Linked DNA regions of Homo sapiens: region 2 is linked to region 1. A link is a loop called in an ENCODE intact Hi-C map of the cell type or tissue named here. Cell type or tissue: Caco-2. All regions are shown on one strand.

Evidence for each region. Hi-C counts contacts between places; a loop is a spot of excess contacts. Peaks named below come from ENCODE experiments on the same cell type or tissue, not always from the same donor. Only the 100,000 strongest peaks of a DNase experiment are listed, where the experiment ranks them.
Region 2: a loop joins it to region 1, with 8 times the contacts of the local background. A loop is called at or near these places in 1 of 110 quality-filtered maps.

The regions. Positions count from the first base shown.
Region 1 is chr2:8,608,178-8,610,677 of GRCh38, reverse strand. The region is part of intron 1 of LOC105373411 (a long non-coding RNA gene); the gene reads left to right. Among named protein-coding and RNA genes, the nearest start is that of LINC01814, 26 kb to the right of the region's middle. In Caco-2, no CTCF peak of the experiment used is centred here; a DNase peak (open chromatin) is centred at 997.
Region 2 is chr2:8,412,474-8,414,973 of GRCh38, reverse strand. No RefSeq gene overlaps it. Among named protein-coding and RNA genes, the nearest start is that of LINC00299, 85 kb to the right of the region's middle. In Caco-2, no CTCF peak of the experiment used is centred here; DNase peaks (open chromatin) are centred at 953 and 1,263.

The sequences.
Region 1 (2,500 bases):
GCTAGTATTACATTCTCTTTGAGAATCCATTAATTTGGGTCAGATTGGACGTGTCTGGACATTGGGGGGAGTTTCCTGTTGGGAATACTACATGTAGCTATTCTTGAGCTTAGCACAGTCATCTTTGTAATCAACGTGTTTGTAGGATTTTACAGATTTCACAGCACTGTTGCACGCCTTATCTACTCTAACCCCCTCCGTTGTACTGCGAGATCCATCTTGTTACTTCTGTTTTACATGAGGAATATCCTGAAGAGATGGGGGCTCATGGGGATCACCTGTCCAAGGCCCTTCAGTTATAAGAAGACAAAGACTCGAGGACAAACACAAACTGATGGTCTGTACTTCTGTATCCCAGAAACTAGGCTTGTTTTACAGTCTTCATGTCTCACGACTTTCTTGCAAAAAAACCCTGCGTCCGGCTCTGTGCATGCCCATGCTGAATGCTGGAGGATTTCCACATCCAACACAGAAGCTGAGTGGGCTTCAGTTTATCTGAACATGCTAGTTTATAATCCATATTGGAGGTGCTGTGCAAGTATTTTGAGTTAGAGTAATTACTTGGCTTTATTGAGGTGTGTCCTCCTTACCTCATTAGTAAAATCATTCGTGCACAATCTGCTGAAGAGAAACATGCATTAAAAACTGAGATGGATTGTGGCCCCATGAGGCCAAATTATTCGAGGCTCTGTTTGGCCTATTTTCAATGTCTGCAAAGGACCAATACCTGCTTCTGTCATGGGAAATAGTAGATTGATTGAGAATATCCATAGTTGGAATTCTACAAGGCATAGAACTTTGGTTTATGTGGAGTTAATCAAGAGAAAGCCCAAAGAAGTCAACTGTTGGTTTCCGCCTGGAATTTTCTTAATCCTAGTTAAAGCACCAAAGATCTTTATGGCTTCAGGCTGGGCCTTGAAGGGGGAGGAGAGGCGTCTCCTTTTTCAGCCGACTTGCCTCTCCAGCTGCATACCACACTTGTCCTATCAGCATGGCATTCTGCATGTGGTTTTTGTCACGAGGAGAGGCAGTCAGGAATTTGCACTTTGATCTTCCCCCCAGAGGTGGATATCTTCCCAGGACAAAGGGCAGGGAAACAAATTCCAAACGCATGTGACCTTGGAACACCTGTTTAAGGCTCTTGCTTAAATGGTGACAATTGGAGGTGAATGTGGCAAAATCATTAAAATTAATATAGGACATCAACCTCAACAACAAGTGAGAAGGGGGTGCCCACCGATCCTGAAATGTTGGCACTGCCCAAAGAGCTGGTGATACTCAGCACAAGGCTGGGGGCCAAGAATGTCCCCCCAAATCATTCTCAAGGGGTCTATAACCTGCAAGTGGTAAGCGTGGAGAAGGCAGCGAGTAGAGTAGAGTACAGTAGAGTAGAGTAGAGTAGAGTAGGGTAGTAGAGTAGAGCGGACACCAGCTTTGGAAGCAGATGCATCCAGTTTTAAATCTTGTTCTGAGACTGACTGACTGACTGTTAGGGATTGAATTGTGCCCCCGCCCTCAGCTTTCTATGTTGACATCCTAACTCCAAATGTGGTGATATTTGGAGACGGGTTTCTGGGAGGTAATTGGAGTCAAATGAAATCATAGGGGAGAGGTCCTAATCCAGTGGGATTGGTGGCCTTATAAAAAGAGGGAGAGAGGGATTTGGCTGTTTCTCTCTGCCACGTGAGGACACAGTAAGAAAGTGGCATCTGTGAGTAAGGAAGAGAGCCCTCACCAGACACTGAATTTGCTGGCACTGGAACTGAGAGGAAATGAAGTTGTGATGTTCAAGGCATCCAGGCTGTGATATTTCGTGATGGCAGCCCAGGTTGACTAAGACAGTGACTTAAATTATTCAACCTCAAATGCTTCTCAACAACCTCATGATGTAAAATGAAGATTATAACACGGACCTCAAAGTGATGATAAAATTCAGTGAAACAATATCTGTAAGAGGATCGGCTCCTTGTAGACACACCAGCATTCTGTTTTCATCTGTGAGCTTCAACCACCAAAGCCACATTGTATTCATTGTAGTTCCCCAGGGCCTCACACAGACGAAGTTCTCAGTGAGTGGTGGTTGGATGAAGAAATAATAAATGATGGATGGGTAAGTGTGCACAGCCTCTGCTCTGAGTGCCACTCTCATTTGACCCACCGCCCTGGCCATACTGCTCACTCAGGGGGTTTTTCCTGCAACTTCCAACCTGAGTCATTTGATCACTCCACCGCTATCCACTCTCAGACCAGGACAGAGGGCCAGTGTTGGTGGAAGATGCCTTTGGAGTGATGTGATTAATTTCAGTCAATCATGATACTGGCTTTGGGGTTTTTTTTTTTTAAAATTACTTTTGAAATAGGGCCCTAGGATGGAAGAGCTTCCATCCTGGCAGCCCTGGAGCTCCTGGCAGCAATTCCCGCTCATGTGCCCTGAGTACTCAGGGCCCCACCGCTAGCCATCAAAGAATCGAGATGAAGGCTGGGTCCTTCTGGCTTTAAT
Region 2 (2,500 bases), 200 kb after region 1:
TGGCTGCACAGAAGTGGAGATCTGAGGTGGGCGGGAAGCCCCCTTTCTCCTTTAGGTTTGCATTTGAGGATGAGTCAAGAGGACTTAGGTCTATTTTTATTTTTTTGAGGCAGGGTCTCCCCCTGTCACCCAGGCTGGAGTGCAGTGATGTGATCATGGCTTAATGTAGCCTGGACCTCCTGGGCTCAATTGATCCTCCCACCTCAGCCTCCTGAGTAGCTGGGTAGCCAGGCAGGTGCATGCCACCATGCCTGGCTACTTTCGAATTTTTTGTAGAGATGGGCTTTCACCATGTCACCCAGGCTGGTCTTGAACTCCTGAGCTCAAGAGATCCACACACTCAGCTTTCCAAAGTGTTGGAATTACAGACATGAACCACCACGCCTGGCCATATTTATTAATTTTTAAAATGAAGGATCCAGGAGTAAAATTTTGGCCACTGAACAGAAGAACCTGCTGCAAGACAACACTCTTGATTTTTGTTGTTTGTCTGTTTGTTCGCACTATCTGCTGGGCTTTTTTTTTTTTTTTTTTAACTGTAGTTATCCTGACTTCAGATTTTTCCAGGTGATTTTTTTGGGGTGCAGACTTGAAGAAGGCTTGCCTCAAATCACCTGTCCCTGAAGTAGCCGGCAAGGGCAGTGCTGTGGGCTCAGCCAGTTCTGAAGTCTGAGGAACCTGGGCATTTCCAGTGCCCAGGTAATATATCTGTTTCTCACTTTTTCAAAATCACCTGATTGGAATATATATATATATATATTCATCATATATATAATGCAGAAACACTTAGACATGTGAAGCAAAGCTTCACTTTTATGGGCTTATTTTTAAAGGGTACATGCTGTTGTGTGCCAGATCATAGTTACCTTTGAATGATCGGGTTGTATCTACAAATAGCTTGCACACCTCTTGCTAAATGTTTTCCTGTTGGCAGAAGCCCGCCAGTGTGTTGAAAGACTTTCACAAGAGCTCTGGCCCATCTCTCTCACGGTCCTTCTGTATTTTATTGGCTGCTTTTGCTGATAAGAAATGCCTATGTGATTTGGACTGTAACTGCATCAGGAAAAAGTCAAAGTACTAAGTCCAGAGAGAGCCTCTTTATTTATTTTTTTAAAAGTATGTGTTTGCCTCTACAACCCAGATATTCTTTCTCCTCACCTCAGCAATTTGTTCACAGAGTACGTTACTCAGGGTGAGGTGGCCAGACTCACTTATTTGCCTGGGTAGCGCTGGTTTGCAACGAATTGTCCAGGTGTTGTAAGTAGTAACTTCTCCTTCTGCTCTCAAAAATGACCTTGTGTGGACAATACAGGATATGACCATCCTACTTAGAGTCCCCTTCCCCCACCCCTGACAGTTTCTGCACATTGCATTGACACCACATTTTTTGAAGAGGCACATTTACCTCTGGCTGGTCCTGTGTGTGAAAACAATTCTGTTCATTTCAAAGCTGTCCATGGTATAGTGGCCATGGTTTTTATCCTTGGCTTCTTTAGAAAAAACCCAAATGTACCTGGTTCCTCTTGACCAGTTTTCAACTGCAAACTGAGAGGGGGGAGGCATGCTTCCCTGAATTCTCATTCCCTTTGGTGCTGAGGCAAGGGGAGTACAAATGGTCTTTAAAGAAACAGTTTAGGCTGGATGCGGGGGCTCACACCTATAATTCCAGTATTTTGGGAGGCTGAGGCGGGTGGATCGCTTGAAGCCAGGAGTTCGAGACCAACCTGGGCAACATGGTGAAACTCTGTCTCTACTAATAATACAAAAATTAGCTGAGTGTGGTGGTGTGCCTGTAGTCCCAGCTACTTGGGAGGCTGAGGCATGAGAATTGCTTGAACCCGGGAGGCAGATTGCAGTGAGCTGAGATGGCACCACTGCACTGCACCCTGGGTGACAGAGAGAGACTGTGTCTCCAAAACAAAACAAAACAAAAAGAAAAGAAAAGAAAATTGAGAAGTTTGAAAACGCCTTGATGTTCGGGTGTGCTGGGGCAGCCTTCTCCAGCCTGCCTCTCAAGGGGCTCTGTGATGTGCTCTCCCTCCACAAGGAGCATTGGTGTGGTGCCATGCAGTTATTTGGGAGCCTGTTGTCCTATCCTGCCGTCTGTTGCAGTTTTACAATGTCATTTCCCCAGATTCCTTCAGGAATGTTTCCTCACAAAGGCCTGCTTTTGCAATGCCCCAGGGAGCGATTCTGTCTCATTTTCTTGCTCTTTTTCTTGCTTAGCACTTAATGAACTTTTCTTGGCTGTTTCAACTGTCAGCATTTAAAGTCTGCTGGTGAATGTTGGTTGGCTTTCTCTGTGCTAAACTGGACCATTCAGTGGCGATTATAGTTCTTCAACATCATGAGAAATTTGAGGGAAAGGCGAACCTTCCAAAAGTCTCTCAATGCAGCAGGAAGTGCGTCTGGCAGAAAAAGGAAGGGGAAAAAAAGCCCTCAAGGTCCATTCTCTTCTCATAAGACAGAATGGGGCATGTACTGGAAAGCCCTATGGAAA